Linked DNA regions of Mus musculus: regions 2, 3, 4 and 5 are each linked to region 1. The links are chromatin loops, found by intact Hi-C in ENCODE. Cell type or tissue: left cerebral cortex. All regions are shown on one strand.

Region 1 (5,000 bases):
TTTATCAAGGACCCCCCCCACCCCCAAATGCTGTATGTAGCCTAGGATGGTCTCAGTGACTGCCAATTCATTGCCTTCTTGCCTCGGCCTCCTGCGTGCTGGGTTTACAGGCACATCCCTTTGCTTGCCTTACAGCTCAGACACTCAGAAGGGAAACAGTTCTGTCCGTTTCCACCGAGCAGCTGAGGCAGAGTGTTCCCACCACTGCTGTAATCTCGATGCCATTGTCCTGACTCGCACCCAGTCACTTTTACTGATGTTGCTTTTGTGTAATCTGTGCAAATATTAACTGTGGTGAGAAAACGCTAATGAACTCGGGTTTTGATTACGGGAAGAGTTTGACTACAGATTCCCTGAAATGCAACCTTACTCACAGCACCTTACTGCGTTTCCCGAGTGACTGATGGTAGATTAAATAATAGATACTTCGGTATCTGACAGATATTTTCTCAAAAATGAGTGAAATGAGCTGTCACTTCGGGAAAGCTGCTAAATTGCTACTTTGGAGGGACCCTGTGGATGCTGCATTGAGAGTACACAGGCAAAGTGAAGGAGAACCATTTGTAAGTGTTCATGCAATTAACATGTCAATGCCAATGCTCGGCTCCACCCCACTCTCCTCAGAGAGGAAAAGTTGCACTGTGAATCACCGCTTCAGAAAACTTGATACAGAATCCAAAGTGTTGCTCAGGTGAACTCTCCTTGGAGGCTGCAGCAAGAAAGCCTGAGGGGTAATGACACTTACACTAGAGAAAAAGAGGGCAGGCCTGGAGCTACAGAGCCGAGTGACACATGTGCTAAACCGGTGGCTCGAAACCTGTCTGTGGGTTTCGAACCCTTGAGGGGGGGGGTCAAACAACCCTTTCACAGGGGTCACCTACAAACACAGATATTTACACTGTGATTTATAACAGAAGCAAAATTACAGTTACAAAGTATCAATGATTATAATTTTATGGTTGGGGTCACCACAACATGAGGAAGGGCATTAAAGGGTCACAGCATCAGGAAGGTTGCGAACCACTGCACTAAACTCAGGAGTGCATCCATTCAGAACTGCAAAATTTGAGGCGGGACTTAGTAATTTAGTGAAAGGCTGCTTAAGCCGGCTAGGGTTTGTCTTGTAAAATGGCAAAGTCAAAGATTTTATTCTGTTTTATTAGCTTATTTATTTCGTGAACAGTGTCTGGCAGATCCGAACATATCCGATAAAAGCTGAAGGGTCAGTGTGGAAAGACGGGACTTAGTCCAGGAAATCTGCTGTGGACTGTGTGCTTCACACAGTCTCCACTCTCACTAAGACAGGTAATGCAGGAGAGGCAGATCACCGAGAGCATCGTCCTGTCACAGCAGTCTCAGCTAACGCTGGGAAGCCCCTGTGTGCTCAGCACTTCATTGTCTAGCTTACATAATTTCTATTTAACACATGCACGAGAGTCAGAGAAATGTATTTGCCCAGAGTTATATATAGCTTACTAGCCAAGCCTGGATTATTTATTATATTGCATTTTTATTGTTATCTGAACTGTATCATTATTATCTGAACATGTATTACTATTATTAGTTAGTCCTGGATGATGATGATGATGATTCAATACACCAGTTAGAGCTTTGTCAACAGCACAAATTAATGTCATCTAGGAAGGAGGAGCCTTGAGGAGGAGGAGTGTGTCAATGCCTCCATCGGATTGGCCTGCAGGTAAGTCTAAGGGGGCATTTTCTTGTTTAATTATTGATATAGGAGGCCACACCCATTGTGGGCGGTGCCACCCCGAGGCAGGTGGCCTTGGAAGGGATAAGAAAGGTAGTTGAGGGCTGGAGAGATGGCTCAGTGGTTAAGAACACTGGTTGCTCTTCCAGAGGTCCTAGGTTTGATTTTTTTGTTTGTTTGTTTGTTTTTGTTTTTTGAGACAGGGTTTCTCTGTATAGCCTTGGCTGTCCTGGAACTCACTTCATAGACCAGGCTGGCCTCGAACTCAGAAATCCACCTGCCTCTGCCTGCCGAGTGCTGGGATTAAAGGCGTGCGCCACCACGCCCAGCTAGGTTTGATTTCTTATAACCTACGATAACTCCAGATGATCTGACGGGCTCTTCTGTCTGCTGTGGGCACCTTCATGCATGAAGGCAAAGCATACACACACATAATAAGCAAATAGCATTTGAATTCATCTTTAGAAAGAAAGATACAGAAAGGTAGCTGAGTGTAAGCCTACTCTCTCTGCTTGACTTATAACCTTCACGTTCCTGTCTTGAGTCCATGCCTGCCTAACCTCCATGGTAGGCGATAAACTGGATGGGGAATGTACCCTTCCCTCCTCATGTTGCTTTTGGTCATGGTGTTTATCACAGCATTAGAAAGCCAACCAGAACATTGCTAAGCCTGGATTCTCAATAGTAACTAAGTCTGGATTACAGCCAGTTATTCTAGCTGCAAAGTCCAAATCTCAACTATATAATCACCCCCAAGTAGATTTAATGTGGGAAAATACTATTGGGATAATTTAGTACTTTTTGTTGTGGTAGGTAGTAGTTCTTTGGTTTGGTTTGTTTGTTTCCAGATACAATCTCACGGTGTAGCCTTGGCTGGCTTGAAACCTGCTATGTAGACTACACTGGCTTAGAAACCACAGAGATCCACCTGCCTCTGCCAGGACTGAAGGTGTGCACTGCCACATCTGGCTCAATTCATCAGTTTTTATCTCAGACTTTAAAGATACACGTGTTTTGTGCTGCTTTGTTTTGGTTTTTGAGACAGGGTTTCTCTGCATAGCCTTGGTTGTCCTAGAACTCTCTCTGTAGACCAGGCTGGCTTCGAACACACAGAGTTCCATCTGCCTGTCTACCGAGCGCTGGGATTAAAGGTAGAAATATGAAAACCTTAGAGGCTTGTACCAAGGAGTATGAGACCACATGAAATATCTCATCTACATAAACCAAAGCTGTATGAATCTTTATCAGTTAGAGTGGCAACACTCATGGTGGAGGAAATAATTTTGTAATGACAATTCTCATTTAAGGATCAGAAAATGAAGTGCATCTCAGAAGCTAAAAAGCTGTCCTAATACGTTTAGTTGTTTCAGGCATTCTTAGAGTAATGTCTGTGTTGACCACTGGAGGGCAGTATAGGATAGGAGTTACTTTTTTAGAACCGCTCTGCACAAAGGACTCCTGCTGACTTCAGCAAGGAATCAAGTTTCTTTGCCTAAACTTGGAAACTGCTCTATACCACACAGCACACCGGGCCAGTTTCCATTAGATAAACCCACATCATCCTTTTCTGTTATAGACCACTGCGTATGTTGTTGTTTGACTGGTTTGGTTCTTCTAGACAGGGTTTCTCTGTGTAACAGAGTCCTGGCTGTCCTAGACTTGACTATGTAGACCAGGCTGGCCTCAAAGTCATAGAGATCTGCCTGCCTCTGCCTCCGGAGTGCTGGGATTAAAGGCGTGCCGCCAAGCTCAGCTTGGTGTTTTTTTTTTTTTTTTGAGAACGGGCCTTGCTACGTAATTTCTGCCCTAAGATTATAGGCCCGTCCATCATGCTAGGCTCAAGACATCTCAACTATGGCCCTGCTTTCTAAGACAGTCTTAGGTTGCCTGGTTTCTGGTCTTGAACTCCCAATCTTCCGGCCTTTGACTCCTGAGCTCTGAGGTTGCAGATCTGTACCGCCACACCTGGCTATCATTTCTTATTTCTTACTATGGATTAAAAGGCTCTTCAGTCTCTGGCGCCTGTTTTTATACAGCTAGAAAAGCAAGTTCTAAGTCCTAGAATGGTAGCCATCACATCTTCTAGGATTTGTCAAGTATCACTCTTCCAATGACTTACATAGTATGATCTCATTTAATCTCAGCAGACTTGGGCAAGTTATGACATTAGACCAGTAGGCAAACACATTTGCCTAAGAATTTCATGAATTCATCATTTTTAATAGGTGAGTAGTACTCCATTGTGTAAATGTACCACATTTTCTGTATCCATTCCTCCGTTGAGGGGCATCTGGGTTCTTTCCAGCCTCTGGCTATTATAAATAAGGCTGCTATGAACATAGTGGAGCATGTATCCTTGTTATATGTTGGAGCATCTTCTGGGTATATACCCAGCAGTGGTATAACTCGGTCCTCAGTCCTTTTTTTTTTTTTTTTTTTTGAGGAACTGCCAAACTGAGAGGAAATGTATCCTTAAGATTGTCCTGTAGGTAAATCTGTGATGAGGTGTGTGGGGCCCCGCCCATTGTGGGTGGTGCTGTCAGTTGGCTTGTGGACCTGGAGTCCATAAGAAAGCAGGCTGAAGTGCTGTTGCAGGGGCCCATGTTGATGTGAGTGGCCTGTGTGGCGCCCTGAGGCAGGGTTGTCCTTCACGAATGCCTGATAGCCACTTCTAGAAGGCCCAGCAGTGACACTTTGGTTCATTAAACAGGGTGTCCTCAAGAACTTGAGTGCTCTTATTTTCCAGAGCTTAGCCAGAGAAGCGTCTGCCTTCTTTCATGGAGGTCCACATAGTGGTAAGCACAGGTCCAAAGCCATCAAGATGGATATCCCACGACACCTATGCTCTTCTCGGGCTTCTGCTCCCACGGAGCCATCTGTACTGACATTTTCTTGAGGGTCATAGAGCTCGGCAATGAGGATCGACCCTCAGGGCTCAACACAGAGCAAACTGTGCTAACCAATGAGAGTTTGATTTCTTGGTCTACACCTGGCCCAACTGGCAGTGCTGTGAATAGATGCCAGCCTCTTGATACTGTCCCTTGGCCAGCTGTGGTACAGACCCAGGACTATCACACCCTTGGGGAAGAAGTGCAAGGACCCATGAAGGAGGCGCTGAGAGATCTGGTCCTTGTGCAATCCCCAGTCACGGGTCGGAAGCTCCTTGTGAGACTGCTCTGCAGCCTCTTGGCACACCTTTGACAAGGAAAATACAGTTCTCAATCATTAAAAACAAACAAATAAGCAAACAAAACAAAACAAAACAAAACAAAGAACAAGTCCCAGCCCT
Region 2 (5,000 bases), 490 kb after region 1:
ATCTCCTCCAATAAGGTCTCATTTCCTGAGACATCTCAAGCAGTTTCACTGACGGTGGACTAAGCATTCAAACATTTGACCCAATGGGGGCTATTCTTCAAAACACTGCAGTGAGAAACCTGTGGTAATTGTGAGTGGTACCATACAGTAGGTTGAGGTCTGAGAGAAAAATTAAAAGGAGATAATGAACTGAGCATTAATGGCTGTCCACTTGCTGGCTGAGGATACAGTGTTTCCAGGAGCCATGCCCCTGCCACCTCCTTTACTCCCACAACAGACACACTGTGACATTAAGTCAAAGGAAACCTTTCTTTCTGTAAGTTGCTTCTGCCAGGTCTCTTATGGTGGTGCTGGGGTCCTGGTGAGACACATGTGGGGAGACAGTGGCTTCTGTTGCTCCTAGCTGTGCAGAAGAGGGAACCACAAGCAACAGTTACTTAGTGTCACTTCCGTCTTGGTTCATTCAGCAAGGAGAACTGCAGTACACTGACAACTCCAGAAAACACATTGTAAGTGTTGCTCTGTGCCAGGCTCTGCTGCCCTGAAAAGCATGGCACCCAGGAAGAGATTGTAAGTGTTCTTAAGGAACTCACAGTCTAAGGCGATTGGGATCTCTAGCCAGCCAACTCTGAAACCACCTGTGGACTCCTGTGTTAGTGGTTAGGATACGGTGTCCTATGGAGGCACTTGGGAGGAAGTGGGATGTTATTGGGGGAGGGGTGGTTATGGCACAGAGCATCCTGGAGGAGGTGGCATTTGAAATGTACCACAAAAGGATAAGGGTTTTGCCAAAGCGGAAGCAGTAGAGATTCCGGCTTTAGGCCAATGGCATTTAAATAACTTTAGGATACAGTTCCTGAAGATGTAACTTTGATGATTATTCTAAGTGACTGGCTCCTTTTCTTTAAGTCTACCTGAAGGTTCCTCTCTCTCTGTCTCTCTGTCTCTCTCTGTCTCTCTGTCTCTCTCTGTCTCTCTGTCTCTGTCTCCGTCTCTCTCTCTCTCTCTCTCTCTCTCTCTCTCTCTCTCTCTCTCACACACACACACACACAGCTCTAGGACATTTATTACTGAACTACGGCTCCCAGATCGTACTTTCATTCCCTCCCTCCTTTCCTCCCTCCAACCCTCCTTCCTCTCCTTTTTTTCCTTCCTGATTTTTGAGACAGCGTCTCATGTAGCTCTCTATGTAGTCGAAGATGACCTTGAACTCTGATTCTCCTGTTTCTGTTTCCACACTGCTGTGTTGACCACTACTCTGGTTTTATTGCATTCTAGGCAAGCACTCAGCCACCCCAGCAGGTTCCCAAACCCTCCTTCTATACAAACTTCTTAAACATTCATTCAACTAAGATTGCCTTATTTCCTAACGCAGTTTCTCAGAAAAGTTTGTTCCACCAACAACCAAAGTCAGAAATAACAAGAGCCTGAGTAGAAATGTAAAATCTTGGACCCGAACCCAGATTGGCTGAACCCAAACTTTGGGATTTCATCGGCTACAAATTCGAGGATGGCAGAGGCAGACCCAAAGGCTGAGAGCCATGGGAGCTTCCTCAAAAGCCCTGAGCAGCCCACGAAGTTCCTGTCTCAGGCTCCAGTCCCACGGTAGGGCAGACAGCTCTGACACATAAAGCCACCAGGGCCTGGTGGTCGAGGTGACCTCTTGAGAGTTTTCTGTTAGGAGTCCTTGGGGAGGGAGGTCGTGGGTCAAAGACCATCCTTTAGGTTTTTGTCTCACAGCAGACAAACCGGGCGTCTTGGCTAAGTAGATCAGATCTGACTGGGAAACAGAGCCAAGGGCTGTTAAAAATGAGGAGGGTGGGCAAAAACTGACTTCCTTGGTTGTGCACCTGAGTAATGCAACCTTCTTGGGGTCCTTAAGTAACCAGAGCTCATTAAAACTCCTGGCCACTCCCTACTCCAGATCACAGTAGTCATCTGACCAAACCGGTCTGGGTCAGGTGACAGGAGCAGGGTACACTTAGCAGAAGCCGGAAGGCCAGCGCTAGGCAGCTTCTGCGGCTGACAGAGAAGGTTCCCGGCTTCCCTGGTGACTGGCGGTTCCCCCGAGGATCCCAGGCTGGCGCGCATGCGCCTGGGGTTCCTGATGCTTCTGCCGCTGCTGCTGCTGCCGCTCCTGAGGCCTTGGGGGGTCACGAGAGCCCTTAGCTATGACCCCACTTGGGAATCTCTGGACAGACGCCCGCTGCCAGCCTGGTTCGACCAGGCCAAGTTCGGCATCTTTATCCACTGGGGAGTGTTCTCCGTGCCCAGCTTTGGTAGTGAATGGTTCTGGTAAGTGCATACCTTTGCCCAAAGGGCTCGGGCACGGACGCGGGCGCGCGCGCGCGCGGGCGCACACACACACACACACACACACACACACACACACTCACACTGGGCTTTATGTCACCCCAGACAGTGGCAGTCTCTGTCTCTCTCTGTCTCTGTCTGTCTCTGTCTCTGTCTGTCTCTGTCTCTGTCTGTCTCTCTCTCTCTGTCTCTCTCTCTCTGTCTCTCTGTCTCTCTCTCTCTCTCTCTCTCTCTCTCTCTCTCTCACACACACACACACACACACACACACACACACACAAACTCACACCGGAGTTCTTAGGCACTCTGCAGGTGGGCCTCCCTATAGCAGTGGCAATGCCTGCGTGATTGAGGGAGTACCAGTCCCAGAATTTGAAGAATTTTCAAAAGGGCTGGTGAAATTTCTCACTGGTTAAGGGCCCATACTGCTTGTGATTTGTATATGCTCGGCCCAGGGAGTGGCACTATTAGAAAGTGTGGCCGTGTTAGAATAGGTGTGTCACTGTGGGTGTGGGATTTAAGACCCTCATCCTAGCTACCTGGAAGCCAGTATTCTGCTAGCAGCCTTCAGATGAAGATGTAGAGCTCTCAGCTCCTCCTGTACCATGCAATGCTTTCTACCTTGATGATAATGAACAGAACCTCTGAACCTGTAAGCCAGCCCCAATTAAATGTTGTCCTTATAAGAGCTGCCCTGGTCATGATGTCTGTTCACAGCAGTAAGACTCTTAACTAAGACACTGCTCTTGTAGAGGACCTTAGTCTGACTCCTCACACCCGCCCTGGGAGGCTCACAACCATCTGGTCATTCTGGTTCCGGGGGGGGGGGTTCGTGCTCCCAAAGCCCCCCCCTCACATGCACACGCCTACACACACGCACACATGTAATTAAAAAGAAAATCAGAAAATTTACAATAAATGCTTCCTGGTTCAGCTATGACGTGAAGATCCTTGAATGCTAAAGCATCAAAAACCCAAAGCAGAGCAAAGGGGCAATAATAGAGATATATTACCCCACAGTATCTTCATAGTCACATGACGGTAGACAGGCAACACAAACTTGTTCACTCTTTAACTATCGCTAACCTGAAAGCCAGCTTCTCTCTTCACTAGGAGATCCCATTATCTGTCTGATCCACCAGCCAGCATGGGTTGCGGTGAGGGATGTTTCTGAAGTAGGCATGTGACTTTGGGTCTGATAGACGACAAGCTGCTTGCTGCCTGTGAGGGCTTTGAATCTAATCTCAGGCAGGCAAAGGCCGTGCCAACTGTGGGAACTGCCCGGCCCTTGGAAATGTTTCTCCCTATCTACCCAAAATGTTTTCTGTTACTGACTAGGACCGATGCAAGTTATGTTTTAGGTATGTCGTCTTGTCTTGAAATCTTAGCCACTTAAGTTCCACAGTGAGCTAGTGTGTGAAGGCAAAGATGATATCATGACTTAAAGTGGGGAATTTGGAGAATCGGTGGCTGGGTTACAGGAGGACTACACAAAGGAAAAGACAGAGAATATGGCCAGAGATTCAGTTTGCATAAGCTGTCCTTAATGCAAACCCACCAGGACAGAGAGAAGCGGAGAGAATCTGTGCATATTCTTCATACTAGGCTGGGTAAAGCCAGGAATTACTTTAAGCATCTGTGTTTGTGTGGTCATGTGCTCTTTCTTTTTTCTGCCACAGGTGGTATTGGCAAAAGGAGAAGAAACCCCAGTTTGTGGACTTTATGAACAATAATTATGCTCCTGGTTTTAAGTATGAAGATTTTGTAGTGCTATTTACAGCCAAGTATTTTAATGCAAACCAGTGGGCAGATATTCTCCAGGCCTCTGGTGCCAAATATGTGGTCTTCACTTCTAAACATCACGAAGGTAAGTAGGGCACATAGGATATATGCTGACAAGGGCTAGAAAATGTAAGGTCGTTCTTTTGGATGGAGACATTAAAGGAAGGCCGTCCTGTGAAACCCGGTTTCTCAGAATAGCCATAGGTGGATAGTGATGTTTCCGCTTAAGTTGGAAACATTATGGATCCAGACAGCTGGTTTCACAGAATGAGAGGAAAGATGGACACAATTTCTATGTACACATTTAACCATTTATGGTGGTTTGAATATGCTTAGCCCATGAGAAGAGGCACTATTAGGTGATGTGGCCTCTCTGGAGGAAGTGTGTTCCTGCTGGGGTGGACTTTGAGGTCATATGCCCAGTGCAGAGGAGTCCCGCCTGACTGTCTTTGGATGGAGATGTAGAACTCTGGACTCCTCCTGCACCATGCCTGCCTAGAAACTGCTGTGCTTCCTGTCCTGATGATAATGGACTGAACCTCTCTCTAACCTGTAAGCCAGCCCCAATGAAATGCTTTAAGTCTTGTCTTGGTCATGGTGTCTCTTCATAGCAATGAAACCCTAATTTAGACATCATTTAAATAAATAACTAGATTTATTTAAAGCTGGTTGAAGAGAATGAGTATAGTGAGTGAGTGAGTGAGTGAGTGAGTGAGTGTGTGTATACATACATATATAGTGAGTATAGTATAGTTGCACTTTCCTTTCTGTCCATCTGTCCATCTATATACATACATATATTATATAGTGAGTATAGTATAGTTGCACTTTCCTTTCTGTCCATCTGTCCATCTGTTCTTTCTCTCTCCCTCCCTCTCCCTCTCTCTCTGTGTTGTTGTTGCTGT
Region 3 (5,000 bases), 180 kb after region 1:
GAAAAACGCAGACCTGGTCTCAAAGACAAAGTGAAGCAGGAGCACATACACATAACACGAGTGAGAACGAGTCTTTCTTTCTTTTTTTTTTTTAATTTTTTATTAGGTATTTAGCTCATTTACATTTCCAATGCTATACCAAAAGTCCCCCATACCCACCCACCCCCACTCCCCTACCCACCCACTCCTCCTTTTTGGCCCTGGCGTTCCCCTGTACTGGGGCATAGAGAACGAGTCTTTCAACTAGACAATTCTGCATGGCAAATCTAGGTAAGAAATATATGTAACATACACTCAAAAAATGTCACTGGAGGCTTAGAAGAAAAGATTTGGAAGCTTTGACAGTAAGTATAGTTTCTTGTACTTATACCCAAAGAAAGCTTTTCATGAAGTGGTGTAATGGGTGGCTTTAAGGAAAAGTTAAAGGGAGGCAAATGCCTCGAAATACTTAAAACGTTTTTTTACACTTTTAATGAGTGTGTATGTGCAGCTAATACACACAGAGGACAAAAGGGAGTAGCAAAACCCCCGGAACAGTTGTTATAGATGGCTGTGACTCTACATATGGGTGCTGGGAACCGAACCTGGGTCCTCTGCAAGAGCAGCAAGTACTTAAACACTGAGCCATCTTTCCAGCATCCCCCAAAATGTTTCCATTATCCATCTTTAACAAGTGTGATGCTAACATAAACCAACCTACTCACGGCCCCTCTAGGATTGCCAAAGCTATCCATGAGCTTGGATGTTCTGTATTTCATGACATGAGAGACGAGGGGGCAAATGGAAGACTACTGTAATATGGGGGAATCCCAAGAGAAAGCAGAGACTGAGCATACCGCCATAGCCTAAATAATACTGTGCAGATGGAGGCTGTGAACTAGTGAACTTGACTAATATTCTATAAGATCTCTTTATTTAATAATCTCAAAGATGCTTTAGCCTGTCAATCAAAATAAATACACAACATCAAACATCAGCACAGAAACTGGAAACTGAGTCACAGCTCTTTTTTTTATTTTTTTAAGAGGACCAACTTCTGAGAATGCCCGGCATGCTTAAGTTCCCTGGGTTCCATGTTCAGGACTACAAAACTACCATTCACCTAAAAACGTAGTGGCTCCAGAACAGGACCTACCTTTTGTGTAGGCAAGAGAACCCTCTGGGGTGCAGTTTCATCTGCGGCTAAAGGATCTCGCTGGCTCCGGTGGACCAGGTGAAAAGACACAGCTTTCTTCTTCTCTATAAAGGGCTTTTTCTTTCTGTGAGGCTACAAAATAATCAGGAAAGGTCAATAAAACAGAACCCCCACACAGTGGGCAACGCCACAGCCACAGGTACACTCAGTTAAGCATGTGGAGGGTGAACAGATATTTCAGATTTGTACACCTAAGCCAGACAGGACAGGAGTCCCTGTCTCCTGAAGGATCCATACTTACCTTCGCCAACAAACCCTGGCTAGGCACCTACTCTGAGACACTTGTTCAAAGGTGCTGGGGAATATGTGGGGCAGTGTGAGAAACTCTCCGCTCTTAGCAAGTAAATCAGTAAGAGGGAAAATCAAACAGGATTTTCAAATCAAAAGCAAATGCCTGAAGTCTCTCTTAATGGGTGCTCTGGGAAGGTCCCCGAAAAGTTTTATCAACAAGACAAGGAGCCTGCCACAAGAAAATATAGACAGACACTTCATCTACAAGGTAGTAAATAAGATTAGGGCACAGACAACTAAGGTTCAGATGATTTACTCCTCGATACATTCGTATTTGCTCTTCAGCTCTGGGTCTAACCAGAGTTGCTACCCAGTGGCCCAAGTGAACCCCGGAAGCAGGGGGCGGAGCTTCTGCGTCACAGGGACGGAGTTACCCAAAGCCTTCAGGACTGGAAACTCCGGGCGTTTGGCGAAAGGGAAACCTTCTTTCTCCTTCCGAAGTGCCCCGGGGGTGACGAAGGTGACTGGTGCCGGGAGAGTGACAGGACTCGGGGCACCAAGCCACGCGGCCAGTGGCCTAAGTCAGCCGCAGGGAGCGGCTCCCTCCCGGAGCACCGCGGTTTTCTCACCATGATGAGGCAGGGACACCCTCTCCGGAACCGCGGCAGCCGAACCGCCGCTCCCCGGTACCTGCCGGCAGCTCCACACGTGGGTCCACAGGGCTAGGGCAGCACGTCACACGATGGCGGGGCAAGGAGCCAATCGCCGGCGAGCCGCTAGGCTGTAGCCGGAAGTTGCGTGAGCCCGCGGTGACAGAACCTTCCCGGGGACTTCCGGGAGGTGGGGCTAGCAGGACCTTCAGTGGGCGGGGCTTTCTGGCTGGAGTTGGTGGCGGCAGGGAGTAGCCTACTTACCTGAGGGCAAGTTTCAGGTTCCAACCTGGGGCTTCAGATATTCCTTACCTGTGCTTAACTCAGAACAAACAAAACAAAAACAATCAAAAACAAACGAAAACAAGACCAAGGCTGTGCAGGTTCATGACAGGAAAGTGGTCACTTCCCTGGCTTCTTCTTCTTCTTTTTTTTTTTTTTTAATATGTTTGTTTGTTTGTTTGGTTGTTTGGTTGTTTGGTTGGTTGGTTGGTTGGTTTTTCGAGACAGGGTTTCTCTGTGTAGCCCTAGGCTGTCCTGGAACTCACTCTGTAGACCAGGCTGGCCTCAAACTCAGAAATCCGCCTGCCTCTGCCTCCCGAGATTAAAGGCGTGCTCCACCACTCCCTGGCCTTCCCTGGCTTCTTGACCTAAGGGGAATCAGTTGCCTAGCAATGTCCAACCAAGGCCTAGCTTCAATAGGCAGAGTCTAACATCTTTAGGGTTTTCGTATTACATCTTTTTGATGAACAACTCCCAACCGTACCTTTAGCACAGTCCATAAGTGTTGGTATTCTGTCTGGACTCCACCCCCACAGATACCTGGCAATTGCCAGGTATTCGCTGCCCCACGGTTACCTGGCAACAGCCAGGTAGACCTGGCCCTATAAAAGGGGCTGCTTGTCTCCCCCTCTCCCATCCTCTCTCATTTGCCTTTCTTTTGCCTCTTGCCCTCTTGCTCCCCATTCCCTCCCCCCCTTGCTCCATGTGTCATGGCCCGCCTCTACTTCACTACTCTCTCCTTCTCTCTGCCTTTCTCTGCCTCGTCTACTTTCTTAACTCCCCTCTCCATGCCCTGAATAAACTCTATACCCCCTTCTCCCAGACCCCGCCAGAACTTATCGTAATAGCTCTTTCTCTTTTTATGATCACAACACTAAGATTATTGGTTTTAGGGGCATTTGATGTAATAAAATAAATTCCGAAGCTCTGATGATTGCATATTTTTTTAAGATGAAAACTAATAAAAACCCAAGGTGGTTTTTTGTTTTTGTTTTTTGAGACAGTGTCTCATGTAGCCCAGCCTTCTGTCCAACTTGAACTACGTATCCTCCTACTTGCATCACGCTAGTGTTGGGCGTATTCGATGTGTGTGATGCTGAAGACTGAAGCCAGCCAGGGCTTCCTGCATGCTCGGAGAGCACCCTAACACGTTTTCTGTGACTACATCTCCATCCCCCAAGTTGTTGCTCACATATTTTGTGGTGCCTTAAGCAAATAGGATTTTAAGTGTAATTTCTTAGGAAGATTTCCGTCGGATGCTGGAGAGGAGCGTGATGAAATAATCCAACATTCTATCAGTAGACGCTTGCTTTCTCATTCCCAATTGCTAGTGGTTTTTTTTTTTTCTTCAATGTCTTGAGTTCTGTTGAAATGTCTCTATAATTATAGCCAAATATTATCATTGTAAATGTTTGTGGGCTACTGTTCTTTTTCTACAAGAAAAATAATGGAAATAGTTTAGATCAGAACCACACGTTTTGTCATGAGAAAATGTTTTGTAAAGTACATATATAGTTTAACATATCTTTATGCTAACTAGCCATCATTCTTTGCTATTTGAAAGCAAGATTTATATGGGAAGCACCAGGCTCAGTTCAATCTGTTTTATTTACTACTGGATCTAGTTCTTGATACACACACCCAATAAATATTTGTTTATGGGAATTAATGATTTGGCATTCTACCTGAATAACCAATTTCCCCACTATGACTCTGTGAGAGAGGGGCTATTAGGTGCCCTTATGAGCATTTTTACTGCAACCCAAAATTCCCAGAAGAAAAAGCCATATTTGTGTTGAAGATTTTAAATGACTAATTAGAACTTCATGATTGTGGAAAGTTGGAATGTTGCCTATATTCAGTACCCCCTTAGTAGCTAACTCATTGTCCTCCTCTGGGTCTGACCTGGCAACCTTTTGGCTATTAGGTAAAACATTTGACATGTATTCTTGCAACCACTGTTTCCACCAACCCCAAAGCTAAGAATGACATCAGCTAACATCCCAAACCACCGCAGAGTTGTCCCAGCACTACTGCAACCTGTCTACCTGTGATAGCCCAGCAGTGTATTTGGAAAATGCATTTATTTATGATTGTTTATGGGTTGTTGTTTTTTTTTTTTTCCTGAGACAGGGTTTCCTCTGTGTATCCCTGGCTGTGGTACTCATTCTGTAGATGAGGTTATCCTCAAACTCAGAGATCATCCTGCCTCTGCCTCCTGCGTGCTGGGATTAAAGGAGTGTGTCAAGCCAGCCTAAAGACCTTTCGTTTCTTTTCTTTTTCTTTTTTTAAGGTGTACTTTCTTTAAGATTTATTTATTTATTTATTTATTTATTTTTTTAATGCATATGAGTACACTATAGTTTCTTCAGACACAGTAGAAGAGGGCATCAGATACCGATACCATTATAAATGGTTGTGAGCCACCATGTGGTTGCTGGGAATTGAACTCAGGACCTCTAGAAGAGCAGTCAGTGCTCTTAATCTCTGAGCTATTTCTCCAGACCTCTTTTCTATTCTTTTTCTTTCCTTTCCTTTTCTTTTCTTTTCTCTTTTCTTTCCTTTTCCTTTCTTTTCTTTTTCTCTTTTCTTTTCTTTCCTTTTCTTTTCTTTCCCTTTCCTTTTCTTTCTCTCTCTCTCTC
Region 4 (5,000 bases), 1.7 Mb after region 1:
ACTGACAGACAATTTATATCAAGCATTTTGGAAAAAAAGACTTCTTGAAGAAAAACCAGACTGTGAACTGGGAGAAAATAGCTGCAATTCATGCAACAAAGGATTAGTATATATTATTAGGAAGTGACATTTCAATAGAAGCCTGGGCAAAAGCAACAAAAGGCAGTTAAAAAGAAAAGCACTTGCTTAATTAGCATGTGAATAGATGTTGAACCTCATTAAGTCTCAGAGAATTGCAAATATCACTTCAAAGAGACAGCATCCAGGGCCACCAAGTTAGCAAAAATTAAAACTTCAGTAACATCAAATGTGAGTACATGCATACCTCCTGTCGCTCCTTAAATTCTGTATGGATATCATGCAGGTCTCATAACAGAAACTGCAGTACAGCCATACTGACTTTGTCATAAAAATGCCCATTCATGACTAGGGAGAAGGGATGCTACTGAAATAGAAACACCCATAAAAACCAGATGACAGCAGGCAAAAAGGTGAGGACAAGCGTGGACTCCCATTTCAAGTTTACCTATGACAGGAAGCTGTAAGGCTTAATTTTAGGGGACTGACATGAGAAGCACTTCTCTTGTTTTTGTTTGTTTGTTTGGTTGGTTCTTGTTGTTTTAAACAAAGAAAACAGGGGAATCAAGCTTAGAACAAAGGGCAGGAATGACCACAATGACACAGGAAGGAAAAGATCCTGGGTAGTGACAAAGGTGCACAGTTACAGGTTCATGAATAAGGATTGGCTTAGAGGGAAACAAAGGGCCCTGGTTCACAGTCCAGAGCCAGCCTCTTTGTTGTATCCAACTTCTCTCTGGCTCTATACTCTCCAAATCCTCACTCCTCCTCTTTTAAACTTCTCTGTGGACCTTCAGACTTTTGTTCCTTTTAAAGGTATATTCTTCAGCAATTGTGCACAAAGGTCTGGCTTCCATTGTCAACTGAGCAATGTGTTTCTGAACACAGGAAAATGAGGTCCCCTCTACAGTACTGTGGCACTTCTATGCCCGTTCCTGAAATTATAAAATGCGTACTGTTCAAACGCCCCTCCTCTCAGTAGTCCTAGGACCACAGGAGCTGGGTTTTAGTTTTTTTTTCCCAGTACTTAGGAATGCTCGTCAATAGGTAAAAAGGCTCAATAATTAGGATATGTTTGAAGATCATCAAAAGAACAAGAATGGTGGGAACAATACTGGTATGATTTTTATAAAAATGAAGTATAGCCACCGAGTGGCTTGCAGAAGAGGTGGGAATTCAGATCATAAATCAAGTGGAGAATGGCAATTATTGGTGGTGGTAGGGGGACATCCATGCACATTTGAGAAATGAGGTACATACATGTCCACAAGGGAAGGCTTGACTTGGTCCAGATTTTTGCTAACAATGTCCACAACAGAGGACACATCATTTCTGTATTCTGAAAGTTCTTTAGAAACTCAGAGTACAGTCATTTCTTGCAACAAAGATAGGAGTATAATATTCAAATCATAGTTTACATAAAACTACTAGTCCTATCCACTTCACCAACTCTGCATGTCTGAACGGAGTTCAAACTGTGTCCTCTTCAGTAGTATATACATCTCAAACTAGGAATATTGGCATTAAACTTCTTAACTTTCAGGATAGCTAAAGGATGACTCCAAATTCTTACTGGTGGTAATGAGGAGTACGGAAAACAAGTCAAGAACAGTCAAATTCAAATTTTCAGTAGTAGCCACTGTCCACTGAACCGTCTGAGTTTCGGAAGGGACCTGAAAGCTCTCGTGATTAATGCACAGCTTTCGTTATGTTTTCTGTTAGTCTCCCTTCCCACCCATCTCTGGGAAACCTATGACTATCGAGGTTCTCATTCCCAGAAGAAAGAACAGCCGGGAGGCGTGTCCGAGGCTCTAAGCTGGAGAGACGGGGGTCCGGGTGTGGAGGGAGTCTAGTACTTGGGGTCCTCCTGGCCGAGCCAGAGGTCAAGGCTCAGGTCTGAAGCCAGGGGGCGGGGCGGGCCTCAAGAGCGGAGGGAGGCGCGGGGCGCAACCGGGCGGGAGAACGGGGACTCGGAGGGACTCACAGTAGTAGGCCACCACGGGGTCCCGCTTGTCATGCTCCTGCGCCGTTCTCAAATGGTGCTGTATGCTCTTAAACTGCGCGGGCAGCGGCGGCAGAGGGGCCAGCGCGGCCATCTCCACTCCCGGAAGCGCTACTTCCTACTCGCCGGTCACAGATACTTCCGCTTCCGCCTCCGAGCGGGCAATTCTCACCCACGCATCCGTTGCTGAGACGCTTGTCCGCGACGGGTGCCCGAAGGAGACAAACTTACTGCCTGGTTTAAGGCAGTTATTATTTGGAGAATGAGAGTCTCCTGTGTCGCACACGGCTCCAGCGCTCTCTGCTGGTAAGCGGAGATAGAGGTTTTAAATTTAACTTTTGTTTTTGTTTGTTTGTTTGCATGGAATGAATGAAAGAGAAGAAAGGGGAAAATAACGTAAAGGACTTTAACTGCGAGAAAGGAAAACTTCCCCTCCCCTCTCTTTATCTCATGCGTGTGTGTTTTGTTGGGAATATTCTGGCAAGCGTATATACTACTAAGCTACCTTCTCAGCTTTCAAATTTTCCTTCCCTTCCCTCCCTCCCTCCCTCCCTCCCTCCCTCCCTCCCTCCCTCCCTCCCTCCCTCCCTCCCTCCCTCACTCTCTCCCTTGTCTTTATTTTTATGAGACTGGGTCTCACTAAATTGCCAAACTAAGCTTTGGACTTGAAATCCTTTACCCAGGGCTTCCCAGTTAGTAGAGATTACAGACATATGCATATAGATGGGCCACAGTGGGTTTTTTTTTTTTTTTGGTGGGGGGGGGGGAGGGTGGGGTGGAGTGGGGGGTGGAGGTGTCATTAGTTTTAACAGAGAAAATGATCACAAAATAAAAATTTATACATTCACACACACAGAAGTACACGTTATAGCCTTTCTAGAAACTGTAAAGAGATACTGAAAACATGTACTTAAAGGAGATTGGAACTGGAAACAACCATTGCTTTTAGTTTAGAAGTTTTAAATTCTTATATGAGAAACACTATGTTTAAATACTAGATTAAAATTTGCATGTCCAAATACTGGACTGAATAGACAGTCCTTTTCAAACTTGAAAGGTAAACACATGCGAACTAATAAGAATTGAATACTTTCTCTGATATGGCTAGTGCTTGTTTTAGTGAACTATGCGAGTTGATTAGTGGAGGAAGATGATGAACATTAGGAAAGTATTAGTCTGTCTTACTACTTGACAAGATAGAGTCCAGGAGAGTCTGCACTTCTGACTTTATAGCACACCCCACCTTTTCTTTATAGCAGTGATATTTATTTATTTATTTATTTATTTATTTATCTATTGCCACCTCTCCATTGCATAGTATCATCCTTAAGGACTTACATTTCATTTGAACTTTCCTGTATTTTTTTTCTTTTTGTTTGGGTTTTATTTGTTTGTTTGTTTTTTGTTTTGTTTTTTTGAGATAGGGTTTCTCTGTATAGCCCTGGCTGTTTTGGAACTCACTTTGTAGACCAGGCTGGCCTCAAACTCAGAAATCTACCTGCCTCTGCCTCTCAAGTGCTGGGATTAAAGGCGTGCCCCACCACCGCCCGGCTGAACTTTCCTGTTTTTTCAACGCCAATATTGGTATATAGTGTTTGCCTTATGTGGTTTACCACCAGAGTAACACTAGTATCACTGAATGAAAATGGTAGTGTTGCTTCCCTTTTTATACATGGAATGGCTTGAGACGTATTGCTATAGGTTCTTCCATAAAGATTCACTAAAATTCAATAGTGTCAGGCATGGTGGTGCATACCTTTAATCCCAGCATTCTGAAGGCAGAGGTAGGTGAATCTCTGGGGTCTAGGAAAATATAGTCTTCAGAGGGAATTCCAGGACAGCCAGGAACTTGTCTTGGGGGAGTGGAGGGACATCTAGTAGTAAACATTACTAGCTTATTCATTCATTCATTCATTCATTCATTCATTCTTGCTTTGTGGACAAACTTTTGAAAAAATATTGCTTCATTTTAATTTCTGGTTGCGAAATTTTTAAGTTGTCTAATTTTTTTTGCCTTTATTCATTCATTTATTTTAAACTCAGCAAGGGCTCATTTTGATTAGAAGAAATCTATCATTGCTATATCCTGTTACAGTAATTAAAATCTGATTCATATTCATACATATTCAAGTTGCATCCTTTTTTCTTTTTTATTAAACTAATAAAATTTATTTTAAAATATACAACTCAATATTGATATTTTTAAGTCATCAAAATAATTTATAATAGTTAAATGCCTCTTAAGTATACATAATGTCTTCTGAAGCTAAAAGTAATATGCACTAAACCACATTTAAAAAAATCTATTTGTAACATTAAATATGATAGAAGTAGAAGAAATTCTTTATGAAGTCCTCTATGAAAGGAAATTGTGAAAAGTTCCTGCTTAGATAGAAACCATTTCATTTCCAAGGGAAAATAAGCAGTGTAACTATGACTTCATAGAATGAATTGGGTAGTGTTCCTTCTGTTTCTATTTTGTGGAATAGTTTGAAGAGTATTGGTATTAGATCTTTTTTGAAGGTCTGAAAGAATTCTGCACTAAACCCATCTAGTCCTGGACTTTTTTGTTTGGGAGACTGTTAATGACTGCTTAAAATTTTCATTGTTGGGCTGGGGTGGTGCACACCTTTAATCCAAGCATCCAGGCAACAAAAGCAGGCAGATCTCTGTGAATTTAAGGCCAGCCTGCTCCACAGACTAAGTTTCAGGACAGCCAGGGCTACACAGAGAAACACTGTCTCAAAAAACCAAAAGTATGGGCTGGAGAGATGGCTCAGTGGGTAAGATCATTGACTGTTCTTCCAAAGGTCCTGAGTTCAAATCCCAGCAACCACATGGTGGCTCACAACCATCCATAAGGAGATCTGACTCCGTCTTCTGGAGAGTGTCAAGTTGCATCATTTAGTCAAATGATTAG
Region 5 (5,000 bases), 1.4 Mb after region 1:
CTATTTTTCCCAAAAAAGTCTCATATAGAGCTAGAATAGAACAATCAAAGCCAAAGGTACTTTGGTGGCAAGGACATGTAATTCCAGCTACTTGGGAGACTGAAGAAATGGGACTGCAATTCTGAGGACAGCCTGGCCTATATGGTGGATTTGAAACCATTCTGAATAACTTAAGAGAACCTTATTTCTAAATCAATACTAAATGGAGATCATTTAATTGGAGGTGGTAGTGAGTGCTTACCTAGCCTCTACCAAGCCCCTGGTCTCAATTTCCAACATCATCAAAAACATTTTAAATTTATTATATATTTTATTATTTAAAACAAAATTTAAATTTAAATATGTCTTTGGATTATATTCTTCCCCTCGCCCAAGTTTTTCCATATCATCCCCCTCTATCCACCCAACTTTCAATTCTTTCTCAACTAAAATACAATAAACAATCCCCCAACCAAGCAAACAAAATAAAACAGCACCAAAAAAAAAAAAAAGAAAAGAAAAGAAAAACTAAACCAAACCAAAACAAACAGCAACAACAACAAAACCCCCAGCAAACTGCAACCAAATAAAAGCACATTGAAAGACAAACAGACAGACAAACAAACCCAACAAAATAAAAAACTATGGCAGGACCAGGTTGCATTTGGCTTAGTTGTTGGCTGAGGGGGTCCCAGGGAGACTCCCAAACAACTGAGGCTGATGCACAAACAGAGGGCTGCTCTCTGCAAACTGACAGCAGGGCCCCAGTGCTGAGCACAACAGCAGCACTGAACATTCACACAGCTCAGTGAACACGGAGCGGTCGAGCTGGTTCCTCCATGGAACCTTCTCCCTGACTTTCTAGTCTCTTTGTTGTGGGAGGGTACTCTTCAGGTTACTGAAAGAGAAATATGGACACCAACCCAACCGGAAAACCTTTGACCTATAATCTGTCCTGCCTGCAAAATGTGCTGGAGCAAGGGTGGCCCAGAACTCCTGGGAGTGGCCATCTAACGTCTGATTTAGTTTGAGGCCCACTCCACTAGAGGGTCCCCGTGAAGGACACTGGTCAGGAATTGGAGACTGGATAGTCCAGAGACCTAGGGTAGAACCCAACTTGACTTGCCAAAACCAAAACCAAAACCAAACGAAATAAAAATAAACAATAAAACGAAAAGAAACAAAACTCAAGAAATGTTTCCTTTTAAGATTCTGCTGTGCTCATAGGTCTATGCCGTTTCTAGGCATCATGAGAGAGGCATCCACTGGCAGCGGGTGGGAGTGGATGCAGACACAGTATGTGGAGAGAGAATCTAAATTGGGGGTCTCCATCATGTCCCACCCCTCAGAGCTCAGGGAAGCCAGTGGAAGAAGTAGAGGCAAGATTGTAAGAGTCAGAGGGTCTGAATTCAGGACACCAGGAGAATGTGGTCCACAGAATCAGCTAAGCAGGGCTCAGAGAGACTGAAGTGGCAAGCTTGGGGCCTGTGTGGCTCTGCACCAGATCCTCTGTGTATGCGATGGAGCTGTTAGCTTGTTTTTATGAGACCCCTAACTGTGGGAGCAGGTGTATCTCTTGACGTTTTTGCTTACTTTTGGGACCTTCCTATTGGGTTGCTTTGTTCAGCCTCACTGTGAGGCCTTTTGCCTTGTCTGAGGTAGTTTGTTTTGTTATATTTGGTCATTGTCTCTTAGAGGCCTGGTCTTTTCTGAAGGGATCAAGAAAGGGAGTAGGTCCTTGATGGGTGAAGGGAGGGGAAACTGTTTTGTTGGGATCTATTGTATGAGATAAGAATCTATTTCAATTTAAAAAAAGAAAAGGAAAAAGAAAGGAGTTTTAGCCGTATTTTGTTTCTCTTCCTTTCAGTACAACATTTTCTCTCAGAAATGTGATTTTAAGCAAGTAGGGAAGGGCAAAATGAAATTTAAAGAGAAGGTTGGACATTTCTCTTTTCTTCATTTACCATGCGCGTTCACCAAAAGCACGGAGCAAACATTTCGGCTGTTTGATCAAAGATTTCAAGGCTGACCCCACGCAAGAGCTGAGCAGTGCAGTATCTAGCATCACCAACCTTGCAGGATTGATGCAGAACGCTGTGGTCTAGGGCTGTTAGTCTATTGTTAATAGGACAGTGCCATCTGCTGGTGATGTAAATATTTACAGTCGCCTGCCTGAAATTGATATCCTTGAGGTGATGAATCCTGTTTGTTATAGTATTACTTTAACAGTACTTAGAGAATCAAAGTGAGGGATAGTATCATTTCATTGTCTTATAAAAGAAATCCTCTTACTATTCCGTGAGAAATGACAAGGTCCGTGCCCTCACCAGAGACAGCCCAACCATCCAGAGAGTGCCTGGTCTTTAGATGGTTTGCCTTCAGGCTGAAGGAGCTGAAGGAGGGAGCAGGGCGTCACCCAGTGGACTCATATAGCCATGGCAGGAATGGAAGGATGCAGTCCGTGTTTCACAGTGAGCTCCCCAAACCTTTGAAGAAACAAACCCAGGTGTCTCTAGCTATCTAGACTGCTGTCCTTTTAAAGCAATATCTTCTCTACCAGACGTTTCCCATTGATTAAGGATTGGAAGACAGGTTGCTGACAAGCGAGGCTTCTCCGGATTTTATCCGCTGTCGTTTCTGGGGCAAAGTACCACTGAAGAAGGGACTTTGCCACTGTGGTTAAACCAAACCGTTGGAGATGAAGGCTATCCTAGACCAGTGGTTCTCAACCTTCCTAAGGCTGTGACACTTTAACACACGTCCTCATGTTGTGGTGACCCTCCCAACCATAGAACTATTTGTGTTGCTACTTCATAATTGTAATTTTATGACTCTTGTGAATCATAATGCAAATATCTGTTTTCTAATGGTCTTAAGCGACCCTTATGAAATGGTCATTCGACCTTCAAAGGGGTTCACTGCCTATAGGTTGAGAACTACTTAACTATAACACTAGCATAAGCACTTGGCGTGAAGTGCAGGGCTTTTGGTTTTTTTGCAGCACTCAAATGGAAGATAGGGTTTTGATCATCCTTACCAAGGGCTGTATTCCAAGTTACAGAAGTTGTTTTGTGCTGGACATATTATTACTGTTTTTATTATCCTAAGACAAGACTATCAAATCATATGCTATTTATAGAATGGTAGAGTAGAGAGTGTACATGGGTAAATGAGGTTTTTTCAATAATTTTAGACACTAAGGACATGACAATGTGATGAAAGCAAAGGTCACACGGGGTGTGAGGGAATGCCAGGAAATGAGGCAGACATATAGGCAGGGAGGGGGACACAGTGACAGCCAGTGTGACTTAAGCAGGTGTTAAGAAAGGAAGAGAGAAAGGTCATGCTAGTGTCAGAAACTGTAGACTACAAAAAGGACAAAGTGAAAATCTTAGGAGAAGTCCTATGTGCAAAGCTGAGCCCAATAAGGCAACCTTGCATCTGGAACATGCCGTGGAAGCCTGGGTGACATATTGCCGAGCCTCTTGTCTTGAACTTTCTATAGCAAAAGGGAATAACGACAAGTCTCATGAAAAGTTTCCCTGTTTAAGTTCTCCTCTTCATCTGCAAATGTCTGTCATTTGTTTAAAAAGTCACCTCAAGTGGGCGACACACAGTTGAAATCCCTCCCTGGAGGGTTTTACGTCGTTTGGTTTTCTGTGATGCTGGCTCTCACTGTACAGTTCAGGCAGCCTTTGACCTTGTGCAATTCCTGTTTCTGCCTCCTGTGGGTCAAGACTGTACCAACCGTGGTTGGCAAAGACCTGAAGCTTCCTTGTATTTGTATAGGGACTCCGAGGGCTTACACTGAAATCTCTAGTGTATTTATTGTTTTGTTTAGGGATAATTACCTCTATAAACACTACTATTAAGTAAAGAGTGATGGGACTAAGTCTTGGAGAGCTGAGCATAGTTCATGTACAGCCATAGACCCAAAGCATTATTATGTATTTGAAAACTATGGTGGGTGGTGGTGGAAGGAGCTTCCTTTAGCTGCTGGAGTGTACTTAGCACGGTAACAGACACACCTTCACTGCCCTCAGCCTCCGGTAGAAGCATGCAAGGTTAGGCAGAGCATCTACCTGGACATTGTCTGCTCCCATCTTTGAAAAGCTGAGAGCAGAGCAAGGGAGCTTTGAATAAAAGTAGTCCCCGTAGGCTCATAGGGAGTGGCAGTATTTAGAGTGGGTGTGGCCTTGTTAGAGTGGGTGTGGCCTTGTTAGAGTGGGTATGGCCTTGTTGGAGGAAGTATATCACTGAGCTGGGTTGTGAGGATGATCAAGTCAGGCCTAGTGGCTCTCTGTCTTTTCCTGTTGCCTTCAGACCAAGATGTAGACCTCTCAGCTCTTTCTCCAGCCCCATGTCTGTCTACACACCTCCATGCTTCCTGCCATGATGATAATGGACTAAACTGGTGAAACTGTAAGACAGCCCCAATTAAATGTTTTCCTTTATACGAATTGCCTTGGTCCTGGTGTCTCTTCACAGCAGTAGAACTCCTAAGATAGCTAATTGGTGCTTTGTATTGGATGGGGGCTAAAGTTCTATGTAATCTGAGCATAGTTTTGACCTTGGATTTGTATGTTTCCTCTCATTTGTTATAAAACGATTCAAGGAACCATGCAGTTTGGCAGAAAGGAAACATCATAAGTTGTGTGATCAAAAACTGTGTTTTGTTTTTTATTTTAAATGCAGGATTTCCATGAATCCATTTCTCATAAGAGATTTTAGCTTATCGATACCCTCGCATGAGATCATGCTATAATCTAAGAAAATTTATTTTTGTTAGGTTTAAGTGTTGATCACTAAATGTTGCAAAGCTTTCCTGGACTATTTGGAGCCAGGAAAATCAGCTCTGGCTTGCTTTCTTCTTGTCTATACTTTAGCATATATATCACAAGAGTAAACATGCAAAGATTGACAGATAAGTTCCCAAAATAAAAACCAGCACAATTATACACCTCGCTCAACTGCCACACACTCACATTCTGATACACATCCTTTAAATACACACTCTTTTG

What was found. A loop is a pair of places that touch in the nucleus more often than their neighbours do. Peaks named below come from ENCODE experiments on the same cell type or tissue, not always from the same donor. Only the 100,000 strongest peaks of a DNase experiment are listed, where the experiment ranks them.
Region 2: a loop joins it to region 1, with 4 times the contacts of the local background. A loop is called at or near these places in 3 of 42 quality-filtered maps.
Region 3: a loop joins it to region 1, with 2.2 times the contacts of the local background. A loop is called at or near these places in 7 of 42 quality-filtered maps.
Region 4: a loop joins it to region 1, with 9 times the contacts of the local background. A loop is called at or near these places in 6 of 42 quality-filtered maps.
Region 5: it touches region 1 in a loop (13-fold over the local background); 16 of 42 quality-filtered maps call a loop at or near these places.

The regions. Positions count from the first base shown.
Region 1 is chr10:13,013,610-13,018,609 of GRCm38, forward strand. No RefSeq gene overlaps it. Among named protein-coding and RNA genes, the nearest start is that of Sf3b5, 7.7 kb to the left of the region's middle. In left cerebral cortex, a CTCF peak has its summit at 3,101 (motif pointing right); a DNase peak (open chromatin) is centred at 3,118.
Region 2 is chr10:13,499,079-13,504,078 of GRCm38, forward strand. Fuca2 (fucosidase, alpha-L- 2, plasma) reads left to right here and starts at 1,950. Exons shown (of 7, transcript NM_025799.5): 1 at 1,950-2,295; 2 at 3,993-4,180. The coding sequence starts at 2,090. In left cerebral cortex, no CTCF peak of the experiment used is centred here; DNase peaks (open chromatin) are centred at 2,090 and 3,443; H3K4me3 peaks cover 1,776 bases; H3K27ac peaks cover 681 bases.
Region 3 is chr10:13,190,973-13,195,972 of GRCm38, forward strand. It overlaps Ltv1 (LTV1 ribosome biogenesis factor), which reads right to left and starts at 2,165. Exons shown (of 11, transcript NM_181470.4): 1 at 2,056-2,165; 2 at 1,136-1,267. The coding sequence starts at 2,058. In left cerebral cortex, a CTCF peak has its summit at 2,226; DNase peaks (open chromatin) are centred at 1,879 and 2,220; H3K4me3 peaks cover 1,265 bases; H3K27ac peaks cover 476 bases.
Region 4 is chr10:14,703,288-14,708,287 of GRCm38, forward strand. Vta1 (vesicle (multivesicular body) trafficking 1) reads right to left here and starts at 2,202. Exons shown (of 8, transcript NM_025418.3): 1 at 2,063-2,202. The coding sequence starts at 2,174. It overlaps 1700016L04Rik (RIKEN cDNA 1700016L04 gene), which reads left to right and starts at 2,322. Exons shown (of 6, transcript NR_045824.1): 1 at 2,322-2,386. In left cerebral cortex, a CTCF peak has its summit at 2,372 (motif pointing left); a DNase peak (open chromatin) is centred at 2,280; H3K4me3 peaks cover 1,540 bases; H3K27ac peaks cover 562 bases.
Region 5 is chr10:14,389,077-14,394,076 of GRCm38, forward strand. No RefSeq gene overlaps it. Among named protein-coding and RNA genes, the nearest start is that of Gm40603, 69 kb to the left of the region's middle. In left cerebral cortex, a CTCF peak has its summit at 2,354; DNase peaks (open chromatin) are centred at 1,571, 2,143 and 2,355; H3K27ac peaks cover 425 bases.